Regions from separate parts of the Homo sapiens genome. Here region 2 is linked to region 1. A link is a loop called in an ENCODE intact Hi-C map of the cell type or tissue named here. Cell type or tissue: heart left ventricle. All regions are shown on one strand. Links, peaks and the distances in the headings refer to the core of each region. The heading gives the core; the rest is flanking DNA. Region 1 overlaps ITGA1 (integrin subunit alpha 1). Region 2 overlaps ITGA1 (integrin subunit alpha 1).

Region 1 (18,204 bases), core at 6,634-9,133:
TTTGGTATTATGCTTCAGATTTCAAAGACACCTTGGAGCATTTAAATTTGTCCCTCTTCTGGATTTTTTGACAGTACATTTCAAGGAATAGATCACTGGATCACGTTTTTAATGGTTCTTATAGTGTCTAGAAAATTGTTTCCAGAAAATTTGTACTACTTTGTTCTATGAACCGCCATATGAAAGACAATTTCATGAAACTGTCCCAGGCTTTGTGTATCATCACTATTATTTAAATTTGTGTATGTTTTAATAGGTGTTAAACATTGTCTAACAACAGTACCTTTCTGTGATTTTAATGTGACTTTATTCAACACAGAGCTTGAATCATTTTTCACGTATCTGATCTTTCCTCCTTTTTTTTTTTTTTTTGAGATGGAGTCTTGCTCTGTTGTCCAGGTTGGAGTGCAGTGGCGCGATCTCGGCTCACTGCAAGCTCCGCCTCCCGGGTTCACGCCATTCTCCTGCCTCAGCCTCCCGAGTAGCTGGGACTACAGGCGCCCGCCACCACGCCTGGCTAATTTTTTGTATTTTTAGTAAGACGGGGTTTCACCGTGTTAGCCAGGATGGTCTCAATCTCCTGACCTCCTGATGCACTCGCCTCAGCCTCCCGAAGTGCTGGGATTACAGGCGTGAGCCATTGTGCCCGGTTCTCTCCTCTATTTTAATTGAGCTTCCATGCTCTTTAAAATTTTGATTGTCTTTTTTCTACTTTTGATTTTATTTGCATATATTTTATATTGAAATTATTCCTGGGTCATTATTTTTGTTTCTTCGGTTTCTTCTGGAATACCTTTTTCTTCTATGCAACCTCCTCCTCTGGCTTAGAAAAATTTGTTCTATTTCAGTAAGCATCATTTCAGTGCGGTGGGTGCGATAGTGGGGGTGGAGGTCACGTATGGGTTAATCTGACCATGAGCCCTGTAAACAGAGCCAGTGTATCTTGGGTGCTTCGCCCACCTAGATGTACACAATGATCAAGAGACTCTACATACAAACCTTTAAGATCAGCACTGCTTTTTACATTTGTATGCATGTGCAACAAACTTTCAGCACTCTTTTGGGGCCATAAACCCTCTGTCCAGCTCCACGGTTTGGCTTTGGACACATCTACCAGCTCCACCATTGCAATGATGGAACGGCACACACTGCTTCTGTAAAGTCACATCTTTCAGATACTTGGTGGCTTTTCAGATATACATAACCCTTGATTGCCTGGGTAGCTTCATGGATGTTCTTAAAGTGAACACGAAGATTTCAATCTCTTGATTTGAATGATTTTTTGGGTTGTTCTGGGTCAAGTGAATAGTAAACCATTTTAAGAGATCATCTCAGGCTGCTTACAGGAAGAGCATAAATTGTGTCTTTAAGATTAATTTTTGAGTGAAAAGTTAGATTTGTTCTTTGTGTTTTGAGAAGAGAGCCATATCAATGAATAAAAATTGCCACATGCAGATTTTGATTTTATAAAAGGAATAACTCTTTTAATAACCAGATTTCTTCAGTGGAGCAGAAGTAAGATTATTTTTCAAAATGCCACAGAATAGCACTTCTCACTGAGAAAAAGATCATTTTTCTAACTCACTTACCAAGTATTTTACTGTAAAGTAGGTTTGACTTTCTTTCAAAAATGTTAAAAAGGAACAAAAGTTTTTATACAGTATGTTTATTCTTACAAGTGCTAAAGGAACACTATTCCTCAGGCATATTATCCTTTATGAATATTCCTCACATTCTCATTCCTTCATCTTTCTTTGAGGGTTTTTTATTATTATACATAATAGAATCTAAAATATTTTTTCGAACATGTAATGTGTTACATGTTTGTATTACTAACCACAATATTGTTTTAAAATGAATCTTTCAGGCCATGTTTATACATACATAAAATGGAAAAGAAGAATGTGCAAAATGAAGGCTGTTTTATTTCATGCCACTCTGCTAAGAAATATAAAGAAGGGAGTAGAATGAGAGTGTTAGTACGTGTGTGTTTGTGTGTGTGTGTGTGTGTGTGTAATTTGCAGAGCTGTGAATGTAACTTGATAAAAGGCCTCCTTTAAAAATGAGTTAAAAATTATGTTTGAGGCTAGGAGTTGTGAGATTATTTAGTTAACTCTCTTTGATGACTTATACTTGATAACTAAAAATATTAGCTGAAATAATCTCAGGGACAGTAACTACCAGTTAGCGTAGTTACTAATTGAGGCTTGGGTGTCTAAAGACAAGAAAGAAGAAAAGAAAAAGAGAGCCAGAGCCAAGTAAAGCCTAATTTTAAAAGAAGGAAAATAATTATAAATATTTAAGCTTAATAGTGTTTCCTGAAAAAGAAAAGAATAAGATGGAAGAAAAGGGCTGGGCGCGGTGGTGCATGCCTGTAATCCCAGCACTTTGGGAATCCGAGGCAGGTGGATCACCTGAGGTCAGGAGTTCGAGACCAGTCTGGCCAACATGATGAAACCCGGTCTCTACCAAAAATATAAAAAATTAGCCGGGGATGGTAGCAGGCGCCTGTAATCCCAGTTACTCAGGAGGCTGAGGCAGGAGAATCACTTGAACCCAGGAGGTGGAGGTTGCAGTGAGCAGAGATCATGCCACTGCACTCCAGCCTGGGCAATAAGAGAGAAACTCTGTCTCAAATAAAGAGAAAAAAAAAAGAGGAAAAAAAGGCTAAAATGGATGGCATAGCCCTTTGCATGGATTTATGAAGAATGAATTCTGTCAGCTCTCATAATTCACTTCTTGGGAAAAGGGCCAGGATCTAGTGAGGTAATGGGAAACAGGTATGATCTGTCTTGATGCCATGACATTGCCTCACATCTTTCCTTCTCCTTTGGAAGCTGTATGGCAGGAATAGAATTCAGCAAACTGTGGGTGGAGGAGGCAGGGGAACATAATCCCAGCTGTATTTTCACCACCAAATTCACTTGCAATGCCTGTATTGGCATAAGGCAGTTTGGGTAATAGAAAGATGGGGTAGGACTATGTCCTGAGACAGATGTTTGACAGCTTGAGTTCTTACAGTTTCCTGATCCTTATTGATAAGCATGGGATTTTTCTAACAGAGCCTCTGCCTCTGCTTCCTTCATAAGATTTTTCATAGCCTTACAACTTGCAATCCACACAGTTTATGAAAAAATACACTCAGTCTCTTCTCAATTTGTGACCCCCACAAAGAAACATTTTGAAAACTTCATTTCAGATTTAGAATATTATTTTGGGTGAAAAAAAACACAAGGTATTTGTCCTGCCTTTTCTGAATGCTTTTCTATTTTGAAAGAAATCTTACATGTATTAGACTTTATGTTGGCAAAATGTCATATACCCTCACTTGTGAGTAAGCTAATGAAATAATTTCTGAAACAGAAAAGAAAATCTCAGCACACTGTAGAAAACATACCCAAAAATTTCCTTTTTGGACAGAGAGAAGTCATATATTATAAATACTGTGCTCAGAAATAAGATTCTTAATATTTTCTTACTTGCAGTGGCATCTTTAAGTTGAATTCTCCACATCTGCTTTAAGCAACGTTTAACCAAAGGTTTTTGGGAATGACAAATTTAGGATTCTTAAGAGTTTATTTACTTTAAAGGAATTTAATCACATATAATTAAGAATACCAAAAACTACAGTGTTATCAATTAAAATGTGTGGGCTTCCTAAGAGTGGCAACAATATCATACACATCTTTGTGGACTTCACACAGTGTCTTTAAATTTGTAAATACTCAATACTTATTAGTAATAGTACTAATGTCAGCTACTATTATTATTTTGTATTATGTATGAGTTTTCTACTGCTGCTGTAACAAATTACCACAAGTTGGTGGCTTAAAGCATCATGAACTTTTTATCTTACCATTCTGTTTATTAGAAGTCTGGCATAGAGCTTCCTGGACTAAACATCAGGATATTGGCAGGTCAGTGTTCCTTTCGGGAGCCTATCAAGGAGAATCGGTTTTCTTGCCCTTTGTAGCTCTAGAGCCATCTACAGTTTTTGGCTTGTGGCCCCCCTCCATCTTTAAAGCCAACAACACTGCATCTCTCTGACCATTTTTCCATAGTTCTGTCTCCCTCTGGCCACATCCAGGAGAGGTTCTCTGATTTTTAGAATGCTTGATTGTATCAGGTCCAGCCAGATATCTGAGGATAATCTTCCAACTCGGGATCCTTAATTTCATCATATCTGAAAAGTCCCTTTTGCCATGCAAAGTATGGGTCCAGGGATTAGGACATGGACATCTTTGGGGATCATTATTCTGCCTACCACAATACTAATAAGAGGAATGTTTATTATATAACATTACACAATAAAAAAATACATAATAACATTTACATAATAAAATAATAGACAACACCCATTGAGTGTTAACTGTGTGTCAGGCACAGTACTAAATATAGTCATTACTTAATCTAACAACCCAAATGATATATATGGTGTAATTATTTCCATTTTAGAAATAGGAAAATTGAGGCTTTGAGGGGGAGAGTAATTTGCCTAAAGCCATAGCCAGGGGCAGAATCAGAAAACAAGCTCAAGTCTCTATGACCTCATCGCTATCGCTAATTGTACACCTTGTACCATAACTGCTTCAAGTCTTTAGTATCATAGAATCAGCAGCTTTATAATTTTTATTTTTATGGGTGTGTAATATTCATTAAGTGGATTTACTATTTACTTAACTACCTGCATATTTTCGGGCATTTAGGATAATGGCATTTCCCCCAATAACATAAATAATAATACAATGGAAATCATTGTTCACTTGGCATTCTTAAATATTGGATTTTTTTCCCTAGGTTAGGTCCACAGAAGTGAAATTTCTGTATAAATGTGGTACGAACATTTTTTATAGCTCTGTAAACACATTGTCAAATGCCTTTCATAAGGAGTTTTACTAATTTATATGTCATCCATTATATAGGAAGATAAATGTTCTATATTTATTCTACATATAACAGAAGCCTCAGGTTAAGCTGGTTCTTGATTCCAAGGTATTTCACATAAACAGTCTCATAGAACCTTAGGATGTAATGAACTTTTAGAAGATATCTAATCTAATCCCCAGCCCTCTTTTTTAGGTATTCTGTGTCATAGCACATATCATACTGATAGTGATTGCTTGTTTCATTATTGTCTCTCACCCAAAAAAGTAAGGTTTATCAGTGTAGGAACTGACCTGCCCCATCTATCTTTTTATTCCCTATAAACTCAGTGTTTGGCACATTGCTGGTACTCAATATTTGTGCAGTGCTTTCTTAATCAACCCAGAATCAGTTATTTTGGTATCGTGATATAAACACTGACATAAGAATCAAGAAGCCTCAATTGTGGTTTCACACCTGCCATAGGCAGCTGGGACATAATTGTTCTATCTCTCAGTTTCTTGATTGGAAATTAAGACTACATGCTCCATAGGATCTCTTTTAATGCTAAAATTTGAAATGAATTTTAAGCCTAACCCCTATATTTTATATCACAATCCTCCAAATACCTAAAATACATGCAATGCACACTTTGTTTTCTAACCTTCAATTTCTTTAAGTTTTCGAGAGAGTGAGACTTGTAGCAGGGAATTGCTTCGGGAGCTGACTTTTCTGTGTAATATTTTACTGGCACATCCTAGTTTGTCATTTTCTCCTTGTAGTATGTGATACTTAGAACAACCAGATACTCTAGCTGTTGTCTGACCAGAGTGGAATGTAACAGGATTTCTATGAGAAACAGACTGGACTTTCATTCATGCAGTTCTACATGTCTTAAGAGATTTTAGCAGTCACAGTGCAGCTGCTGTTGACTGTTACATTTTTAGTCATCTAAAACTCTAGTCCTTTTATTCTTCTTAAGTCCTGCTGCTCCTACAGCTTTAATAGGTGTCCTTCAATAAGGAGATGTATAAACACCGCAGTAAAGACCTGCCACCTTCCTGATAAAATAGAAAGCAACTGGGACAGAGAGAAAAAGACTTGTCTCCGGGACAGAAAGATCCCAGAGAGGAAGGCTAACACGTGAAGCTGTGAATGCTTCCAGGCCAAGGTATGTGTTTTCTTTATCACTTTATTCCCAGCACTAAGATCAATGCCTGGGGCAAAAGAGGATCCCCCAAATATTTGTTGAGTGAGTAAGAGCTGGGAAGCCATATCCTGATGGTCCTTTTTATTTTAGGTCCTCCCAACTGTTGGTGAATATCTTTTTTCAGTGAGGGGAGAGTTCCCTGGCATCCCCCAGGTGTTGCTCAGCTTGGTATAGATCCCAAATAAAGTGGTACCAGACATACAACTCCTCATTTCTGGCAAGACACTGGGAAACAAGATCATGTTATATCACTGGGTTTAAGTTCAATATTTGTCTGATTGTGAATGGAGCTATTAAAGAAGAAGTTACATGACAAAATACATTTTTCTTTTCCCAAATTAGGACCCATAGAGAGAAATTAATGATAGAAGACATTTAAGACAATATGAGTTTGGTTTTCAGGATATAGGAGAAGTCGAGGTTTCCTTTTCTACTCTCATTTCTTGTCCACCAGGTTCAAAGTTCTCCTTGAAGTTAAAGTTGATACCAGACACAGAGAAACTGAACATATCAGAAAGGGCACATATCAACCTAAACCATTCCCTGCATTAGACAGCCCTACTAACAAAAAAGGACCCCCATGTATGTCATTTTGACTAACTAAAGCTGCTCAGAGGCCTAAAACTTTGCATGGGTTCTGGAAAATACCCAACTTGTTGAAATAATCCTGCTATATGGTTGCAAGCCTATAGAAACATAAGCAAATAATGCTAAAGGTAAAAAATGGAAAAGTAAAACAACTCTTTTATAATTATATCCAAACCTTACCTAAATAAGAAGCAAGCGGTTCATTCTTTTTGGTAGACTCAACATTAAAGGTTGTGTTTCGAGGGATTATGATTTGACTAGCCTTCTGCATGACAACTGTTCCATTCCAATCATAGGCTCCTACTGCTCCAAGCATGACCCAGTCCTTACATGCAAATAAATAAGATAATAATATTTAATAAAAATAATAAGGGGAAATACTTAAACACCATTAACAATGTGTATAGGTATACTGTTCAAAGTGCTTTACATTTGTTAGCTTATATAATCCTCATGATAACTCTATGAGTTAGATGCTATTGCTACCATACCTGTTTTACAGAAAAGGAAATCAAGGCACAAATAACTTACCCAAGTTATACAGTAAAATTGCACATGGAAATGTCAATATTCTTTTGCAAGGACCATTATGCCTTTTCTTTCATTAACTGCAAATGATATATTTTCTAATCTTGTCTTTCTACTTTATTCTGGGTGCCCAGCATCCTAGGTCTTGAACATGGAATTCTAATAAGACCCTTGAATTCCTTGACCTGTGGAAAAATATTCCACATCTGTAGCAAATATGTTAAATTATTTCATTTAGACAGATACATAATTACAAGGCAAAGCTCACACTGTCTGATTCACAACTATTAGTACAATGTAGTGAACTGTGTGAGAGAACATATTTTCTTAATAAGAAGCTTGTGAAATGATATTTTCCTATTTGAATTAGAAAACATCATCATAGCCTGCATAATTGTTCAAGCTATGAACTGCACGTTGCACTTACATACTGATGGCTAGATGTTGGTTTTGGGAAGGGAAGTCTTGCAAACATATATTTCATTTTTCACCAACTGGTCAACATACCTGTGAATAATGAGCACTGAAGCCAGTCTGAGACATTTCCATTTCAAATGAAGCTGCTGACTGGTCAGCTGTGGCTATAACATAGGAAAATATCACTGTAAATAAGTAACAATGCCTTTTCATGCACTACTGACTTGCAGAATACAGATACCTGGTAGAGCTTGTGGTCTTACCAACCAGAACTTCAAACATCTTAGGGCATTTTCAGCCATACATTTCTCAACCCAAAATTTCTAGGTAGGCCTGGGTAGAAGACAGAGAAAAATAGTCAAAGGGCTCATGTCTCAAATTCTTGTTCATTAGCAGCCCTGTCCTCGCCAGAGGGGTTGAGAAATCTCCATTCTTATACTGTAGCATGTTGTGGATCCTATGGTGCTTTGGGTCCACAAGGCTCAAGTTGGATGTACTACAGTAGGAAATTCCTGTCCAAATTCATGCCTTGGGAACCCTGCTGAGCCCTTAGGCTAAACTCCCTTAATATGTTATGGGACTGAAAAAAATTTCATTCACATATTTAAAGAGGTTTCTCAACTCCATCAGTCCCACCCATATTCAGGCCATAGATTCTGTCAGAATTTCATTGTGTGATAAAGGGTTTAGGTATTTTAGTATGCATTTATTTGCTCTAATTACTGGTGGTAAGTATCACTCACAGATCCAGAGGGGTCTTTGTGATAGGGCTGCCCACATGCCATTCAATCATACATTTTTAAAAGATCCTGTACCCATTTTGAAGCTCTTTACTGAAATGCAGAGATAATTCAGAGCATTCCATGGCAGTCTGCTACTCTCAAATTATTCTCAAAATATTCACAAACCCAAAGCCACAATTTCCTGAGGGAATTGATGGAATGTTGATTTATTTGCTTGCACTAGGGGTTACTGATTTATTTGGCCTTGCAGATAAGTTAAAAATAGCACTTAAGAAAGTCAGTCTGCCCTTTCGTTGAGGCAAGAGAATAATCAAATTTGTGAATGTAACTATTTGTTAGTTATTTACATGGATAAAATTGTGAACAAATACATCAGTAATTACCTTTGTAGGACTAGATTAGACGCGGCAGTGAAGAATTCAAATATATCATTTTAATCTCTTGTGTGAATTGCCCTGTAATTTAAATGACTGAGATGCATTTTAACTTTAATTTAAACATGTATTTTCAGTCCACAATGCTTTCAGGTGTTTTCTCACTTATCTGCAAGATCAATAAGAATGCAGCAACGGAAACCTGCATTATTTTCAGCACCTGCCCTGCCGCTATTCTGCCTTCAGCTGAGAACAGACAGAAGGACGCTATGTGATGTTCTTCCTGCTGCAGTGGCATCATGGTAATAGACCACTATATTCTCCTGGGCTTCTTGCTTCAAACTTCTCCCTGGACTGTTCATGGGTGTTTGGGCCAGCCACTCTAACCACTGTGCAGCCTCTGGTTAGAAATGTTGGCATTTTCTCCCAGTGCTCAACGGGAAATGGAGACAGTAGACTATTTTCTGATGTACTAAGCAAGTCCTTGGCATACTTGCCTCAATAGATGGCACTGTCCTTGGCAAACAGAAATTTCATAATCACAGCTACTTGTCATCTTAAGATACATGTTGACAGGAAATGGAGATTTCCCGAGCAACAAAGAAATAAAGCCTTTTTAAATATCTCATGAAAAAAATAAGAAATAGTCTAGTCAAAACACTGCTTTTGGTGTAGTGTAGCAACAAAGATGATATAGAAGACATTTGTAATCTGTAAAGTTCCTTATAAAATGATGTCATATTTAAATATAGAGACTTCTTGGAGTGTTTGGGCTCTTCAACCTGTCACCTTTAATCCATGGTGTAGTTAGGTTAGAAATAATCTGAAATGTCATTTCAGGCAATTGATCTCCCCCTCCCCTAGCTGAAGTGGGCTTCATTTTTGCCAGTTTTAGGTTACTTGCTTACTTAAAAGGAGATTTAGAAATGACACTGTATTCTGTTGAACTATCAAATGTAACTATGTAACTTTTCTTTTAAATTATTTTTACAGATTGTTTCTATCATATCTTAGCCCATGTTATTAAAAATTAAAAGTACACAATTAGTTGGAAGACCTTATGTATTTTCCTTAAGGCCAGCCAAGCTCATAATCTGGTTTATTGGTAAATGACACCGGGAGAGCTGTTGAGAGACCAAAGCCACTTAAAAATGACTTGTACACAGAGCACAAGACAGCTGAGTTCTTCAGAAGCAGCTGGGACTCCAGACTCATAAACAATTAGAGTGTTCTGTTTCTAAAGGCACAGGGGAAAGAGGCCAGGGGAAAAGGGAGGCACAGAAATTCAGTCTGGCTGGCCTGTAGATTCCTATCACCTCTAAATCAAATGTTCTAAGTACGGATTGTGACCCAGTCATGAAATCAACAGACTGAGTATAGCCAGCATTTTTTTTTCATTGAAAGAGATTAGGGTAGAATGGAATTGATGAGAAACCATCACAGTGCATCACATGTAATAAGAATTATCTTGTGAAACTTTGCCTTATTTTTATATGTATATATTTATGTGCACTGGGTCAAAAAGCAAAATGTAGTTATTATCGTGAGTCACACTCAAAAAAAGTTTGAAAGCCATAACTCTAAATAATTATCTTTCCTTTCTGTACATTTTCATATTCTAATTTTTCTGCATTTTCCCAGCCCCTTGACGCTCAATCAAAATGGTCTACTTTTTTTCAGTTGTGTCTCATTCCCATTTTGTCTTTCTGTTTCCTATTATCAATCAAATCAGGGAAACTGAGAAAGTGCTTTTAAATTTCTATTGTTAAGATGTAGAAACAACAGTCTTTCAGTGTGTCCTCACAAGGACAGGGTCAACTGGATTTGGATGTAGCCTAAGGGGAAAAGAATTCTCTGGTGGTTTCTCTCCCTAGTTGGAGAAAAGGCGCATGTTCCCTGAGACTAGAGATCATCAAAGAATGTGAAGAAAGAAGCTTTGCCAGTTTGCCTGGCATAACAATTCTGAAGACTTTTTTTTTTTGTTTTTTAGGAAAGATCGAGTTCCAAAGTAATTAGCTACTTGACATCCTCTACCTAAGGCAGAATAGGGAATGCCATAACTCGTTATCCTCAACAGCCAGTCACCATTGAAAACTCAAGGAAAAATCTGCAAAGAAGTAACATGATTTAGACAAATACAGTGAACCAATGTTTCATTGCCATGGATTTTAAGGCAAATTTCCATGAAGACCTTTAAAATGGGCAAGGAGCAAAATACAGAGAAAATAAGTGAACAAAGAAGTTATTGCATAAGAGCACTCTTGTAGTAGCTCAATATGAAATGAAGAAACAAACAAACAAAAAAAACCCAAACCAGAGGTAGTACCCTCATTTTCCAAATCTATGTAACAGAAAAGGAACAAAGCACATGGAAACATTTTTGTCCTGGCACATCTACATTGACCATTGTCTTCATCGGCTGTCCCATCAGCACTGCCCTACCATGCCCTTACAAAGAGAGTCTCTAGCAGACACAGTGTTGTGAGAAACAGCCATCTTAATGGCAGATTTATATAAAAGAGCATTGTTCCATGCTAGATATTGTACACAGTAAAAAAAAAAAAAAAGTATTACTGATGTATTAGGAATAAATACAAAAATCCCATTATACTGATTTTGAATTGCAGAGAGAACATGCAGCAATAAGATAAATAGACATACCTTCCAGGGCAAATATTCTTTCTCCCAGAGTTTTAACAATGGTGACTAGAGCCAATTCATCAGAGACATTGAAGAAATGCTTTTCAGTGGGTTCACTTGCAATTGATTTTATTTCCTCCACAAATTTTTCAGTGCTTAAATTTCCTCGGTTATAGCTGCCAAGAATCTAAGACACAACAGAAACAGCAAGAATATATTTTAAATTCTATGTGTTAAATAAAGGATCTCAAGCATTTTGTCAGTAAACAACAGTGTAGAGTACCTTAGCATAATGGAATTTTTATGTACTTTCATATTTATGGAAGAGTGATTTTCAAAATTTGTAGACTCCCTAATATTAACTGTTATATAAACACCACAATTGGTGTAGAAAAATATAAAGGGCAATTTTGTATGTCTGTGAAAATTTCTCCTCTTGTACTCTGTGTCCCTGTTACTAACAGCTGTATTTTTAAAATCTGACAGTTCAAAAGTAATGTTATATTCATAGTTTCTGAATGTCTTTGATATTATTCCAGCTAGTGATGTCATTATCTGCTGGCAAAGGCAATCAGCAAGTGAGTTGCCTGCTTTTGAATGAGCAATTCTTCCTGAAACTATTACCAAGGCACAGTCCAGCACATATATATTTTAAACACATACTGGACTAAGTGGTAATCTAAATTGGCAATCTGGAAAATAAACAATTGAGATATTCTTGTTTGAAACCAAATGCTGGAGACAGGGGCATTCTTTTTTATGAAGAGGAGAGAGAAGCAGGAGTTATATATGATTGTTAACTATAATTATTTAGATGTCCAAGCAGGTTTTCTCAAACATTTAGTTTTTTTTTAAGGTAAGGTTTATTGCAATAAATTATATACAGTAAAATTCACCCTGTTTAGATGTACAATTCTATGAGTGTGACAAACCAATATAGTTGTGTTACTGCCACATCAAGGTGTAGAATATTTACATCACCCCAAAAAGTTCCCTCCTGCCCCTATAGTCAATCCCTTCCTCCCCTCGTTCAACCCTGGCAACCACCGATAAATAATCTGTCCTTATAGCTTTGATTTTTCCAGAATGTCAGATTTAAGGAATCATATAGTATGTAGCCATTTGTGTCTGGCTTCTGTGACTTTGTACAATGCTTTTCAGAGTCATCCGTGTTGCTGCATGTAGCAGTAGTTGGGTCCTTTCTATTGCAGAGTAGCATTCCATTGTATGGATGCACCACAATTTACTTAATGAGAACATTTGAGTTGTTTGCAGCTTCAACATATTATGAATAATGCTGCTGTAAATATTCACATGTAGGTCTCTGTAATAGACATATATTTTCTTTTCTCTTGAGTAAATAACTAGAAATGAAAGTGCTGGGTCATACAATAAGTGAATGATTAACTTTTTAAGAAACTGCCAAACTGCTTTCCACAGTAATCGTCCCATTTTGCCATTTTACTATTCCCATCAGAAATGTCTAAGAGATCCAGCTGCTTTGCATGCGTGTCAATACTTGTTATTGTCAGTTTTTTTTGTTCACTTGTTAGTTTTAGCAATTGTGTTAGCGTATAGTGGTGTCTTATTTAATTTGCATTTCTCTAATGACTAATGATGTTGAGACTCTTTCATACAATTATTTGCTATAGTATTTCTTCCTCGGTGTAGTTAGTGTCTGTTCAAATCTTTTTCCCATTAAAAGAAAACGAGATGTTTATTTTCCCTTAAATGTGTTGTAAGAGTTCTGTATATAGTCTGGATGCAAGTCCTTTATGTGTTTTGCAGATGTTTTCTTCCCGTCTGTAGATTGTCTTTTCATATTCTCAACAGTGTCATCTGAAGAGTAGAAGTTTTACATTTTGATGAAGTCCAACTAATTAGCTTTGTTGAGGTTTGTACTTTTTCTGCCTAAAAAAATTAGTTTTTAATGTAAAAATTTTTTATGTTAAAACTGTTTTTAATATAAAAATGTTCAAGATAATGAAAACATTTTTAAAACAATATGTAAAATTTAACATGCAAAAAAATTTAAAAATCCCCAATATGTAGATATGACCTAATTCTATTTTTTAAATCACATAAGTACATGGGCATAAAAAATGTGAAAAAATGTGTATCATAATATATTATTTTGTATTTCTGTATATTAGGACACTAGGTGTTTCCTTATATTTGCTTCAATATTTTTTTTAAAACTTTATAATAAAAAATCACTTCTGTAATAAATAAAAAAATTAGTTTTTACCATAGTTGCAAGTGTTACCTGAAGATTATCACTTTGGTTTTTTTTTTTTTTTTTTTTTAGTGTTCATGATACATTTATAACAATAACTCAAACTGGACACAAGCAAAATGTCTATAAACAGTAGAGTACAAATTGTGGTCTATAAAATAGATAACAATAACAAAAAATGAATCCCCAGTACACAAAATATCACAAGCAATAATTATGTTGAGTGAAAAGCTAAACACACAGTACATACTATACAGTTTTATTTATTTGAAATTCAAGAATTGGCAATCTAAGTGAGCTATGGTGGTATGTCACATCAGTGGTTACTACAGGAGGTGTGTATTTAAAATGAAAAAAAAAAAAGAAAAAAAAAACATTGCTGGGTATATATCCCAAAGAAAGGAAATAGTATATTGAAGAAATATCTGCACTCCCCTGTTTATTGCAGCACTGTTTACAATAGACAAGATATAGAATTAACCTTAAGTATGGATCAATGGATGAATGGATTTAAAAAAACATGGTATATCTTCACAACAGAATATTATTTATCCATTAAAAAGAACAAAACTTTGTCATTTCCAGCAACATGGATGGAACTGAAGAACATTATATTAAATGAAATAAGCCAAGCACTGAAGGACAAATATCACTACGTTCTCACTCAAATGTGTGAGCTGAAAATGTGGATCTCATAGACATACTGAATAGAATGGTGGTTATCAAAGGCTGGAAAGAGTAGTGGGGAAGAGCAGGGATGAAGAGGGGTTAGTTAATGGATTTAAAACTATAATTAGATGGAAGGAATAAGAGCTAGTGTTCAGTAGCACTATAGGACAACTACAGTAAACATATTGTATATTTCAAAATAGCTACAGGAGAAGATTTGGAATATTCCCAACACAAAGAAATGATAAGTGTCTGAGGTGATGGATATTCCAATTGCCCAGATTTGATCATTAGCCACTGTATGCCTGTATCAAAATATCACATGTACCAGGTAAATATGTACAGCTATCGTGTATCCATAAAAATTAAAGATACATTTTAAAAAAGAAAGCACAGGAAACTTTCTGGGAGTGATGAAATTGCTCTATATCTTGATTAAGTCTTATGTGGGTGCACGTAATTGTCAAAACTCACCAAATTGTTCACTTCGTGCACACTTTTCACACTGAAACCTTGCATTTCACTGTATTGTAAATATCACTTCAATTTTTAAAAACAGAATGAACTATACAGATATGCAACATTATGGATGAATCTTAATATAGTATTAAGTTTTAAAAGTTCCAAAATATTATATACAGCATTACACTCTTTTTAAAATGTTAAAAACAATGAAATATTCTTAAAATTTATTTTTTTGGATATGTATGGGTGCCTAAATATTATTTTGAAAAGTAGAGCCAGGGTTGAGGAATGTAGAAAGTGGACTGATGGTTACCCAGGTGGAGGAAGGCAGGTGGTAAATGTGCTCAGATGTAGTTACCAAAAAAGAGAGCTAGCTCTCAATTTGGGTGGTAGGTCCATGGATGCTTATAATATTATTAAAATAAATACACAGATATAGTTCTAAACAGAGAAACAAATAAAGTTTGTTTCAACAAATGATTACAATTTGGCCTGAACGAAGCAAGGATCGGATTAATTCAAGGCTATGCTCCTGGAATCCAAAAAATAAAGGAAAGACACTGAGCCCTTTGCTATTGCTTGATTTTTTTTTTTAAGAATATCCAAATCCTCTAAGAAGAAGGAGAGTCTTGGCCTCCAGTGACCATGAAGGTACAGGAATTTTTTGGCTTCACATTTCTTTTTCCAATAATAGCCTTGTCTGGCATCATTAAAAACGAAGAGCTCCATGGTGCTGCCTTCAAAGTCCTGTTACAAAACAGACCTCAAGCACCCTTCCGACCATGGTTCTGCACTGTGGCCTGGGAGGATAGTGGGCACAAGGGCAATGGGCTTGAGGGCTGCCCCCACCCCTTTCCTCCAGGTCTGAGGCTCCCCCTACCCATCTGAGTAGCTCACCCCCACTGCACATCTACATGTAGTTTTTTAAAGTTAGATTTAGAATGGTAGATTAAAAAACTGATAGTTTGATTAAGAAGGATACAGATTTTTCACTTATAGAAAGTTAGAAAAGAACTAAAATTACTGTTTAAAGTGCTGCTGTTTATAATCTACGAAAGACTTGTTTATTTGTATCATTAAATGCATAGTGGGCTGGGCACGGTGGCTCACGCCTGTAATCCCAGCACTTTGGGAGGTCAAGGCAGGTGGATCCCCTGAGGTCAGTAGTTCAAGACCGGCCCGACCAACATGGTGAAACCCCATCTCTACTAAAAATAAAAAAATTAGCCAAGTGTGGTGGTGTGCGCCTGTGGTCCCAGCTACTTGGGAGGCTGAGGCAGGAGAATTGCTTGATCCTGGGAGGTTGGAGGTTGCAGTGAGCCGAGATCGTGCCACTTCACTCCAGCCTGGGTGACAGAGCGAGACTCCATTTAAAAAAAAAAATGGATAGTAGTTTAGAGCAGCAACTGAAATACTATAATGTACACTCAATGTTAATGTGAGAAAGTGAGTCTTGAAGGCAGTGCAGTGGCTTTTGAATGTTCCTTACTAGAGAGAAGGCAGTGGCAGATTTATTCTCAATTCTTTTCTTTTGCTTCAGTAAAGCCCTCATCCTTTTCCCTGGGGAGTATCAGTGACCATCCCAGAGGAAATACCACACGTCTCATCAGAGGACTTTAAGCCACTTTGCCCCTGTCCTCTGGGACCACCCAAGTCACTGGGTGCCCTTGCCTCTTTCTCAGCTCCCTCACCTGCTGTTCCATGAAGCTATAGGAATAATGAGGTTACAGGAGTAATGCACTAATGTCTGAGAAGAACTGCAAGCTGTTTTGAAGAAGCACACTGTTAAAACTAGAGCTAGCTCTGAAGTAATTGGCATACCATTTGGGTAACTTTTTATTTCAGAACTTGTTCCCCACTAGAATGTCTACATTTTAGGTCGAAAGGTCTATACCAGGAGCTTATAAATTGCATCAGAAAACAAAAATTCAATTCCTGTCTACTTCGCTGAAAAGCAAGTGTCAAACGTCAGAAGTTGTTAATATTTAAACAGAGACAACTGGCACTTTCCCCCACTTTAGCTAAGTGATGGGGGAAGATAATTAATGAAAAAGAGAGTCGAAAATTGCTCAGACGGGGAAGGGAAGCCCAATGGCCACTGCTCTTGTTATACTGAACAAATCCTCTCTCTTATTTAAAGGCAAAGGCATTTTTCCCGCCTTCCCACCCTCTTCCCTTCCTTTCCTCCTCTTCTTTTCCTCTTCTTTTTTTCAGTCCTCTTTTTCTCACCCTTCCTTCCTTCTTATGTTTTTGCTTCCTTCTTCCTCTTTTCATGTTTCCTTATTTTCTTCCTTCCTTCCTTCCTTTCAATGATTGTTTGTTGAGTGTCTGTTTGGCCTGGCATTGTGCTGGGTACTAAGGACCCAGAGGGAGCAAGATCCAAGTCTGTCCTCCCAGGGCTTACCTTCAAATGGAGACCTTTCTCTTTTCCAACCTGGTTTGTGTGACTTTCATAAAATTACCCAATATGCACACAGCTCTTCTCTACACCTAAGAGTTTGAAAATATCTCCGGCAACACACTTACAGCTATGGAAAACCGTTGAATGTTTTCATCTTCACAGTCTTGGATGACCTTCTTCAGTCGATGATTGTCATGAGACTCTCCATCTGTCACAATAACCATGACTTTTTTAACTCCTCTTCGGGCACCCCGGGCTTCCGTGAATGCCTCCTTTCTAAAGTAATCACAAACAAAAGAGAGGTTGATAAGACACCACTTTACAATAGACAAAGTAAAAAACTAAACAAAAACACTGACTACTCTAGGTAGCCTGGTGCTTCCCTCCAAAATTAGCATCAATGCCCATCATTCAAGTTGGGAGGCATAATGAGCCTTGTTTGTAATAGTTTTAGATTTATTTCAGATGATGGAGAGGTCTCCGTTTTGCTAATCACCACACATCCTATATATAAAAAGGCAGCAGTATTTCATTCTTTGGAAATTTCAAAGGGAGGGTGTGACTGAGGCATACATCATGGTCAGAGAAGGCCAGATCTGTAAACACTCCCCCAGGTGCTCCTTTCTCTGTAAACACCCCTTCTCTCATTTAACAGGCCTCTTTTCTTCTGCGTCTAGCAGAAACTTTTGCTTGAGATTTTGCTTCCCCCACAGCTACTCTGACATTTGTAGAATGGCTCGAAAATCCTCTAATCTGGGGAGGAGAGATGAGAGAGAACAGAGTATTAGTGGGGCTGTGAGTGCTTGAGAGTGTCCTGGGGATAGGGACATCTGCAGTCTTTCACATGGGAGTAATAGACTGCAGATGGTGATGCTCTGAGTCCATGGAGTAGTCAGTTGGGTTTTAGGGAGCAAAAAGTGGTTGAAGGAGTTACAAAACATTTGGCCTGAACTATGTGTTAGCACACAGGCTGCTGAGAGCAGGATGGGAGAAGATGGCAATGGAGAGGAGGGGAAAATGCTATAACCTAACTGCAAAAAAACCCTGAATTTCAGGGAGGCCGAGGCGGG
Region 2 (11,040 bases), core at 7,900-10,399, 90 kb after region 1:
CTTAACTAACAAAATGTCCATTCAGTAGCCCCCAGCCTCCCTATCCCTCCCTAAGAATGAAAATTTCTAGTGTGTTTATGTGGGTTGGGGCAATAGGAAGACTTCATGCCATGGCTGGGAACAATTGTTTTTAGATTCATAAAAATAAACACTAACTTCACGGTTTAAACCTGTGACTGTGAGTGGCTAACATTGAACTATCTCTAAAAGATCGTTAATTTTCATCTTTCTCATAAAGAAATGATCTTTATTTGAAAACAAGAATATTTGTTTTATTTCTGCTGGCATATTGGTTTCCTTTCTGAATTTAAAATATGCTCGATGTGCATGGATATATATTAAGTCCCAAAAAGATTAAGTTTAAATTTAGCATATAAAATAGGTAAAATGTTTGGAGCATTACTCTGGACCAGGCATTATAAAAAGTGTTAATAATCTCAATCAATTAAAAAAACACAATAGGTTGTAACTTAGTTTGCAGGTGAGGAAACTTCAGTAAGTCACCTCAATAATCAGTGTTAGATATTAGACTCAGGTGGTGTAATTCCACAGCCTTTCCCCTTAGCCACTACTTACTACTGTCTCCCTGCTGTATGTTATTCATGTCATCAAGGAGTTTTTGTGACTTAGTTTTTGTTTAGTTATACATTTTAAATTAAGCTACCTTAATTTATTAAGATTATAAACTCAGCTGTAGTTATTTATTACTAATTTTATTTTCTAAGAGAATCTCACATTATCAAATTGCATCACAACCCAACTACTATTACTGTAAGTATGTCTTACAATTAGGCACCTTCTTGAAGTAACATTATTTTAAGACATAAGAATCATCTGGAAAAGATGATTGCTAAGTAGACATTCATTGATATTCAAGGCTATTGTTGAAAGCCTTAGACCAGTGTTTTCCAAACATAGGGAAGGAGATCCCTATTCCATTTTTTGGAATGGAGCCCTTCTCCATTCTTCCAACAGAGGCTCCAGAACTAGAGCCAAGACCAATCCTGGGAAGGAATACATTCACCAGGCTCCTCCCAACATCTACCCAGGCAAAGATCTCTCCTGCCCAAGCCAGTCATGACCAGGGGAGTAGGAAAGTTGAATATCAGGATGTAGGGTTGCTAGATACTCAGTTACATTTGAATTTCAGATAAACAGCAAGTAAATTTTTAGAATAAGTATGTCCCATTCACTATTTTGAATGTTTTATAATAAGTATGTCTCCTCTACTGTTTTCCCCCATCCCAGGCTCCCAAAACCTAGCAACCCTAGGAAAGTAGGAGAGAAACACTGGCTATATTTTTATATTTTTAACTTTGGCTCACCTCCAAATTTATATTTTACTTTAGGAGAGTAAAAACCGTGGTGGATCTTGTTTTTTTGATTAAATGTTTTTGGCCTACCCTGCTTAGCATTTGGTGCCCAGCAGGAAATCTGGATATATTTGCTAGCTGATTTTTCTCCTCCTCTTCCATACTTGAAGTTTGACAGCTGGATTGGAAAACAATGTTTAGGCTAAAGACAAGTGTGTGTTGGGAGTGGGGAAGTACATCATCATTTTCCTCTTTCCTGACTTCCATTTCATTCTAGAACCAAATGTCAGCTAAGGAAAAGCACAGATAAGAGATATAAGTGGCCTGAGGTAACCCCAGGAAGCCCTGGGTCTGTAGAAACTGAGTTTCCGTACTTTCGTGATGCATCAGGACTAATATCAAATTCCTGGCTGAAATTTTCCTAGGCTGAAAATTTAGAGACTGATAAACTTGTAGTATTTAAATGAGCCATTTAAAATCTACCAATTGGACTGATTCTTTTTCTTTCCCCCCCTTTTTTTTTAATACCTCTCAGAAGGTGCAGAGGACTAATTCTCTCTGATTGTTGGGCAGATACCTGTTCAAATATCAGGAGCTTATGAGCAAACTGAAGCCAGGTTTAAGGTAATTTATTCAGAAAAAAAAGTCAGATAAAAGGAAAAATAATTTTGTATTACTCAACTAATTTATATGATTACGTAATTTATAGGATTGTGCTTTTTTCTAAGCAGATATGAAGCCTGAAAGGGATGCACTTTGTTTTCCTAACAAATTGGCATCTCTGATGAGGAACAGTAAGTGTTAAAAACTCATTGTGGGCTCGCACAGTGCTCACACCTGTAATCCCAGCACTTTGGGAGCCTGGGGTAGGCAGATCACCTGAGGTTAGAAGTTTGAGACCAGCCTGGTCAACATGGCGAAAACCCGCCTATACAAAAATTAGCTGGGTGAGGGGTTGCATGCCTGTGGTCCCAGCCACTTGGGAGGCTAAGGAACAAGAATCGCTTGAACCCAGGATGCTGAGGTTGCAGTGAGCTGAGATCGCGCCACTGCACTCCAGCCTGGGTGACAGAGCGAGACTCTGTCTCAAAATCAAACAAACAAACCAAAAAACAACTCATTGTGAATTAAATCCTGAGACTAAAAAGAAGTGAAATCAGTCCAACAGGGCTACATAAAACAGTGATATGTCATCAGGATCTGGAGTCCTGCCAGTCCAGGCTCAGCATGACCATTGTTTCTTCCAGCAAGTGGCTGAGCTGGGATTTGAACAATGCCAGTCTGACTGCAAGGTACTAATAACAGCACAGTCTACCAGTTCCCCTAATACCAATGCAATGGCTGGCTTTGCAAGGTATTTGGTAAATGTTAGTTCTCTTACTTCAACTTCTTTAAAATGGTTAGTGAATATTTTCTTTTGTTTTGGCTACCTAGAATCCACAAATTCCTCCTGGTTGGGGAAGGTACATAGGAGATGTGAATGAGAGGAGGAGATGTAGGCATATAGAATAGTCCGTTATCCTGCTCCTGGTTCATAGAATGTGGGCATGTGACCTTTCAATAGCCAATCTGATTTTCACACTCAGAGATTATTCTCAGAAGCTCTGGTTGAGTCTCTCAGAAGCCCCAGTGTATTGGTGATGGTTGTCTGGGGGTGGCTATTCCATCAGCTGCATTGCCTTACACAGGTGATTTCTATAGCAGGGTTCTGACTGTGCCTCCCCTCTTTGTTCCTATCTGAGCCTCTTTGCCTTCTTCCAGAAAATTTCTTCATTTCTTGTATTATCAGACTTGGTTCCTGTTGTTTGCAAGTAACTGAGAAATAGTAAGATAATTGTAGTCTGTTTATGACTTATATATGGCTGAAACACCCAGGCTGAGCAGTTAAGGAGATTCAAATCATAATTAACAGGTACCATAGGAAGTAAGATGATTAAATGGAGGCAAAGACAATACCTAACATCTAACCTAATAGCTAATATTAATTTTACTTGATTGGAAGTTTAATGAGGGTCATGGCTGCTATAGAACCAGTTTCAGGGATGAGTTTCTGTGGTTTCCATAAGCAGAGTCAGGACCTCCCAGCATTCTGTGTGCACTCAGTGGTATCCTTGAAGAGGTTACTATTCCTGGCATGAACATTACAATTGAAATGTGCTCTTCTGTACTCCTCTTCATTTGTGTGTAAAACTCACAAAAGTGGGTCTTTCATCAAATTTAAAGAAATAAAAATATTATAAAGACAGAGAACCAGCTGGGTAGCCTGTCTCATGTTGAGGGTAACTCTGGACTGAGTGGGTCCACTTGTTCTGGTTTGAACACAATCTCTGACAGACAGCTTTGGTAGAGAGAGATTTATGTTAGGAACAGGCATGAGGCAGATCTTCTGCATCATATTTCCATGGCTGATCTGTTGCCCAAGTGGTGTATTTGGCAAAAAAAAAAAAAAAAAAAAAAAAAAAAGCGATAAGAAGGAACAAAATGAACTTAAATTGCGCTCTTAGGAATTTTCAGATATTTTGCTTACATCATATCATTTATTCCTTGCAACTCTATGAGAGCAGTTTTATCATTTTTTCCATTTTACAAATTGAAGCTCACAAAGCTAAGTTTGAGAATCATAAAGGTAACATTACTTGCTCAAGGTCACAGAGCTCACCTGTGGGAGATCCAAGATTTTCTAGTCCAGAGCTAATGTCCTTACCTACCGGATAAGTGAAAAACATTCAAAGGGTGCCCAGATCCAAGTACCATCTCCTGAGGTGATTCTAGCCAATTGTAATGTCTTCCTGTTCTCAGTGATATTAGCTTTTAATTTCTGTAACATGTGTGATTTTTGTGTCTTGTTTTACACAATCCTTGCACCCCAAAATGATTATAAGCTTCAAGAAGTGGGTGGGATCTGGGTTCTCTACCTTTCTGTAGGCCCCCTCCCATTGTATTTAGCAACACATATGCATGTAAATGGCATCAATAAATATTCACAAATTGATCGGTTTTGGTACTAATTGTGAATTTATGATAGTAATTTAAAAATACATAAATGTATAGACAAATCCCACAGTGAGGCATTAAAGCTAAAGAAATACATTCCCCTCAACTTTATAAAGTTGCCTTTTCAGAATGTCTATGTTCATCTCTTTTCTTAACCAGAGAGCTGATTGGTATTGTGGTCACAGGACACATTAAAGCTAATAGTCCTACTCAGTGATGACACTCCTGGTTTAACCTGGCTGCAGATAAGAAGCACCTGAGGAGCTTTTAAAATGTACAGATGCCTGGGCTCCTTTCCCAAATATTCTGACTTAGTTGAGGTAGGGCTCAGGCATCACCATGATTTTAAAACTCCCTAGGTGATTGGTGCCGCCTGGTTTGAGAAACCTCTAGCCAAATGGAAAGAGCATTCCAGTAAAAATTAAGACCTGTTTTTTCTCATTGCCTATTTCTTTGGGAGAGTGAGCAAAGTTGATAGAAGAGGAAAATAACAAGAAGAAAAGTGGCAGGACCCTGCAACTTGACATGCCATTGAAATGTGGCAAACTATTAAAAAATATTTGTAAACCTCAAGATTTTCATGCACGTATTTACAGAGTGGTTCAAACAATTGTCCTACCACCCTATATTCAAGTTTAAAGTCCCCCAACAACTTTAAAAATAGGGGAGTGTTTGGCAAAGCATTCCAAATAAATGACCCTCAGCTCTGGAATTTGCTCCTTCTAGCAGGCTGCTCTCCTTAGTAGTCAGCCAAACCCCAAATCTGGCAGCTTTTAAAATAGGGTGCAAAAAAGATTCTTTTTAAACCTGAGAGTCACTAAAGATTTATTTTACTGGAAAGACATGATCGCAAAAATAACAAGCAATTATTGTTACTGCACCAAGTAGAATCAGATATCTGCAAGAGAGATTATGAAGTCAAGAGCCACCCTTCTTTGCTCATTCTGCAGATGAAGAAACCAACTCTCAAAAAGATGAAATTATTTCCTCAAGTCACACAACCTAGTGGCAGGGCCTGGTGTCATGAGTCATGGGCCAGTTCTTACACCATATCCTCTGAGAATGACATGGATGATTTCTTCCTTGTATCATACTTGGTTATTCACAAATGCAATGTTCTTGCAAATGTTAATATTATAATCTTTGGTAACTGTAGCAAATAATCGTTGAATTATTTTGTAATTTTTGGTGTGCAACATCCTTTGCAAAGTCCTAAATTTCATACAGATGTGAAAGCTGGTTGCGCTACTTTATTGATCCTCACAATTAAAATTTCTAATTCATCCAGAAGAACATATGTGAATCTGTATGAAATACATATCTAAGAATTTTAAATTTACAATGAACCATTATAAAAAGGCCTTGACCTTCTCCACATTTCCTACCTACTTGCCCGTTTCCCATTATATTTTACTCTGACCTAGGGAAAGTACAGGATCAGAGATAAAGGTGAAAATGATTCCCAGAAAGACAGGAAAAATTTGAACTTATTAAGCTCTATTAAGTTTTAGATAAGGAGTTAGGCCCAGAGTGAGAAATTTACTGTGGTGATAACAGACTCATTCTCTTGAAAACCTACTAGTGTATTTAATGAGGCAGATAGTGAATTTTGCATCAGTCTTCGCACTTTCCCACATTCCACATGCTATCCCATTTTCTTCCAGTTCAGGCTGAGAACACACTGACACACAAAGGGTCAGAGAACTATTCCCAGAGTTCATTCCTCCTCATAAAATAGATTGTGGTTTTTTTCTCCCTTCTGCAGAAAATGTTCTTTCCTTCTACCATATCCAATCCATGTTGGCCATTTAGTAAAATGAACAACTTAAGAGAGAAGTTATTTTTGTTTGTTAAAGGTGTTTTCCTGAGTTTTACAACGAAAGATAAAATGTTGAATATAAAAATAGAAAAGACCCCGGTGGGTCTTTCTAGTGTCCAGCCCCAGGGCCTTCCCCAGGCCCCAGCTAGCTCCTTGTCACTTCTTTATTCCTGACTTCAGTCCCCAGGGGTCAGTTTCCCTTTCCCTGAGGTGGCTGTGCCACCAACCAGTTAATCCTGGACATTCTTTCTTCCAGGAATGGCTATGGAAAGGGACAGAATGTCTCAAACTCCCCTGTCACCATCCCCATCTTTGCTGTCCTAAAAACGAAAGAAGCTAAGCTTCCTTTTCTGGTTTAACCAGTCAGTGCTTAGTCATGTAAGAAATGCAGAGGAGACAACAAAAACATGGATACTATTATACAAAGGTTCCACAATCTTTCAGAGTCCTTTCAGTCATGGTCCCTGGTCTGTATTTGATTTTCATTTTCTTATGAGGGTAGGAGGTAATGGAATCTCCTTCTCCATGATGTCTCCTCTCAGGTTTGTTGACTCCACAGTAAATATTTAACATTTAGAGAGATCAGGGATTACAGAGACCACTCTGTAGAAGAAAAATATTACCAAAGTGAAGTTGAGGCCAGGTGCAGTGACTCACGCCTGTAATCCCACTTGGGGAGGACAAGATGGGCAGATCACTTGAGGTCAGGAGTTTGAGACCAACCTGGCCAACATGGTGAAACCCCGTCTCTACTAAAAATATGACAATTAGCTGGGTGTGGTGGCACGCACCTGTAATCCCCAGCTACTGGGGAGGGTGAGGCACGAGAATTGCTTGAACCCAGGAGGCAGAGGGGCAGTGAGCCAAGATCAGGCCACTGCACTCCAGCCTGGGGTATAGAGCAAGACTCTTGTCTCCAAAAAAAAAAAAAAAAAAAGTAAAGTTGAGAGGCCTTAAAAGAGGAATAATCTCAGGTCCCTTCACCTGATCTCTCTAGAAACTAATGGAAGATCAGTGTGGGCTTCTGGAACTTGCCAGTTTAAACTCTGGGAATACCTCCTCACTAAAGCCAGGCTGAGTTAGCCCTCTGAGCTCCCATGTTCCTGTGCCAGATTGCACTGCTATTACTACTGCTTTACCATTCGTTCCCCATTGTAGACTGTGTTTTTTTGCAAGGAAGAGACTGTGATCTTTCTTTACTTCTGATCACTGGGGGCTATTAGAGTCCCTGTCACATAGTAGGTACTTAGTACATGATTTTCAGAAAAATGAAATGGTTCTCAGAAGAAGAAAGGCAGGAAGAGTTCCCTATAGGGAAATATAAATACTCCTCCAAGGAATGAACAAGACTTCAAAACTGAGTTTGAGTCTCAGCAATGCTGCTCAGAGAAAAACTGCCTTGCCACAAGATGATAATTTGATAAATAAGGAGGGTTTAAGGCATTTTTGAATCCTGCATTGTTCCTTGTTCCTCTACCCCAAATGACTCAATATGAATAGGTGACAAAAAGTAGGTGACATTGGAATCAGATATATCAAACAGGAATGTGGACCCTGTGAAAAACTCCTATTGTGTTTGAGCAAGTTACCAACCCTCTCTGGGCTGGCTTAAATCTGTAACATGAAGGAACTAGGTCCGATGATATATAAAGTTCCTTACAGCTTTAACCTCTTATGATTTTAAGTGATTCAGAGCCATGTACTGAAATGTATTTTAAGCTTCCTCTTCAAACTCATCAAACAAAAAAAAAAAAAAAAAAAAAGAAAGAAAGAAAGAAAAAGAAAAAAAGAATTATACCATAGTCAACAACACACTTGGGGAGGAAAAATAAACTATAAATTATGGTCATCAGATCAAATGAGCTGAAACACAAGATTAAAATGTTTTCTATCCACAGAGCAATTTTTCACAATGGTGTCAAACAAAAAGTTCTAGTCAATGTTTACACTAGGACTTGATGAAAAATTCCAGACATAAAACTTCTGGAACGTAGACTTGAACTCAGAAGGACCTCCTATCTCTGAATAAATTGTACAACTAAAATCTATTGGGATTTTTTTCCTTAACAAAAATTCATCCTTCAACAATTATTTGAGTTTTATTACTGAGACTATTAAGGCATAGTAAAACTCTGGTTATCTGGAACAGTCATTCTAGGTATGACAGCTAAAGATTTTTTAAAGTACCACTATTTTTGGATGAAAATCATTGAAAGACATTACATTTATTTGACTTCTTTAACAGAATACACTGAATGTAATTTAATCTTTTCCTCAGTGTGAATACCAGGTACTGGTATTGTCCTCAGTAACATCCTCAAGTCCCAGTGAAATACTCTATAATACTCTAGGCTTTTTTTCTTTTGACAGTGTTTCAGAATCCACTCCCACTATCAGCTGTCACTTTTAACTGCTGTCAATTCTGTCAACTTGGCCACTTGTGGTCATCTCCTGCTGATATCTAATTTCTAGATTAAAGGCAGGGAAAACTGTCTTAATTCATCCTTGCATACCCAGGGGTAGCATAGTTCTAGCTACTTAAGGTGAGTCATTAAAAAAAAGTTTATTGTAATAGTGCATGACTTAATTGTAGGTTTAAAATTAAGCAACAAAAAAAGCTTGCTGAAACTAGGTGTGAAATAACAATAAATGAATGCTGGATAGTGCTTGAGGGGATTGCTTTAATACATAGATTTGCCACATTTTCTCTGCTTTCTAATTCTCCACTATGATCCAGGTAGATTAGAGGACCACAGAATTGAGTTCCTGATTTTTCATAAGATGACAAAATAATAGAATAAAAACATTAAAAATGATTGCATAAACTTTGGCTGATTATATAAAATTTAGTGTCATCAAATAATTTATTTTTATTTTTAGATACATGTTTGCCTACTCCAAACTGAAAGCTGAGAAGAACTGGCATTCTTAGATTTTTTAGGGTGATAGCTGAGGGAGCACCTCATCACACCCACTAACTGTTATTTTGGATAAATTATTTAATCTTCTTTAATTTCATTTTTTTTGCATCAGAAAATAGTAATGACAAAACCCTTCTGACTGGGTTCTTGAAAGACTAATGCATTTTAAAGCACTTACCATAAGACCTGACACTTAATAAGCACACAGTTACTTTTGTTATAACAGGTTGTCCATTCCTGGAGTGGGGACAGTGGTACCAACCCTGGGCAAAGCCAGGCAATATGACTGCCAAAACATTTTGCTCTTGAATTTGCTACTTGGCAAATACTGCTCTTGCCTCAGTATTGGGTGTTTTGAAAACAAATGTGGCACCCAAATAGAAATAAGCTTTAAATTCCTTAAATCTCTGACATTATAGAAAACAGGCACTTCCATTGAACTAACATTCTAAAGAATGGGGTTTTAATGTAGGCAATTTTAGGAAATAAAGAAAGGAAATTTAAAAGAAGACTGATATCCAAGTCTCCACAATTTATCATAAATGTTATCATCCTTAGCACTGAAATCTGAAAATTTAAGACCTTCCCATATCAATGTCAATTATTATAGAGTTAAAATATTCATTGTAAAAAGCAAACACTGTAGCCTCAAATTTGTATGCAACTATAATACTACACACAAAGGTGTTTGTCCTTACAGAAACTCATTCATTTCTCAATTTAAATTAAAACATTCATAATATTCCAATTTATTAATCAGTGTTATTTATCTCAACACAATATAATAACATGTTACTGAAAATAGAGATATTAAATACTGCAAAATAGTTATTTTACAGATTATTCTTGGAAATTTAGAAATAATAGTGTAACATGTGGATGAGAATACAGATGGTGATATATATCACACACTTCCTAAAAAGGACTAATTCTTACTATATAAAGAAAAACAATGAATGAGACTTTATCATCGCCACTGAAGAAGGTATCTCCATTAATAAATACCTTCTCCCAATGTTTTTGAATGGTATTTTTAACCTAAATAAATATCTCTTTACTGAACTTGGTCAATTTTTTTATTTCTACGTGAAGTTTACTACTTGATGACCATATTTAGCAACTCCTGATTGTTCTCCTTGTTAAATCCAAGACTACTAATACAGGTTTTATTTTCTAACAGCTTCATTAGCTGCATTTTTAACTTCTAAATCTTTTCCTAAAAAGGCATAATTGATTCACAAAAATATTATAATTGCATCCTAGATCCTTTATAAATCATGTTGGCTGTGTGTAACACTTTTACACTAAATTTCTAAATCAATTCAATTCATGAGAGATACATATAATACATTAGGAAAATCTTGAAGAGCACTTTTCTAAAATACTGAATCTCTTAGAGTATATAAACTGAATCACACCACAAAGTTTAAATATGCTGACATCCATTGGAAGAAAATTATTTTACTGAGCATTTTACCAACTTTATTGGAATTAATTGTTCTTTCTTAAGTTGCTCTTCAGCTCTTCACTTTAGTTGTGCTTCACTGCTGGAGAATTCATTTACTTAAACATGATATACCAGCAAAATTGTGTGCTGGTCAAAATCAATTTTTGAAACAAATTATTTTCAAATCATTAAGAAAGATGTAAATCCAACTGCAAAATTGATGCCACAGTTCAGACTCTTGTGGTTCCTCACGGAATAAAAGGGGAAGTGTATCTCTGATTTGTCTGGTGAGACAAATCAGAGATACTATGTTAAGATGGGGAGCACAAGGCCATGGGGTCCGCTAGCAGTAACTGATTGGCCTGAATGAGATATAGCTTGCTAATTCCTGCACTATGGGAATCCTGAAAAAATCTTTTAGTAAATTTAACCACCACTGCATAAAACATTTTTTTTTAATTACCATTTTTAAAGTTACATTTTGTGTCATCATCTCTCCCACCACTCAAGAAATCTGAGATTTACCTTTGGATTCTACTTTTTTCC

The links. Peaks named below come from ENCODE experiments on the same cell type or tissue, not always from the same donor. Only the 100,000 strongest peaks of a DNase experiment are listed, where the experiment ranks them.
Region 2: it touches region 1 in a loop (2.3-fold over the local background); 21 of 110 quality-filtered maps call a loop at or near these places.

The regions. Positions count from the first base shown.
Region 1 is chr5:52,887,021-52,905,224 of GRCh38, reverse strand. ITGA1 (integrin subunit alpha 1) reads right to left here. Exons shown (of 29, transcript NM_181501.2): 8 at 17,260-17,410; 9 at 11,385-11,550; 10 at 7,697-7,770; 11 at 6,842-6,986. It also overlaps the pseudogene B3GNTL1P1 and the pseudogene RPL17P21. Among named protein-coding and RNA genes, the nearest start is that of ITGA2, 93 kb to the left of the region's middle. In heart left ventricle, for the core only: no CTCF peak of the experiment used is centred there; no DNase peak of the experiment used is centred there; H3K27ac peaks cover 1,323 bases.
Region 2 is chr5:52,805,526-52,816,565 of GRCh38, reverse strand. The region is part of intron 1 of ITGA1 (integrin subunit alpha 1); the gene reads right to left. Among named protein-coding and RNA genes, the nearest start is that of PELO-AS1, 10 kb to the right of the region's middle. In heart left ventricle, for the core only: no CTCF peak of the experiment used is centred there; no DNase peak of the experiment used is centred there.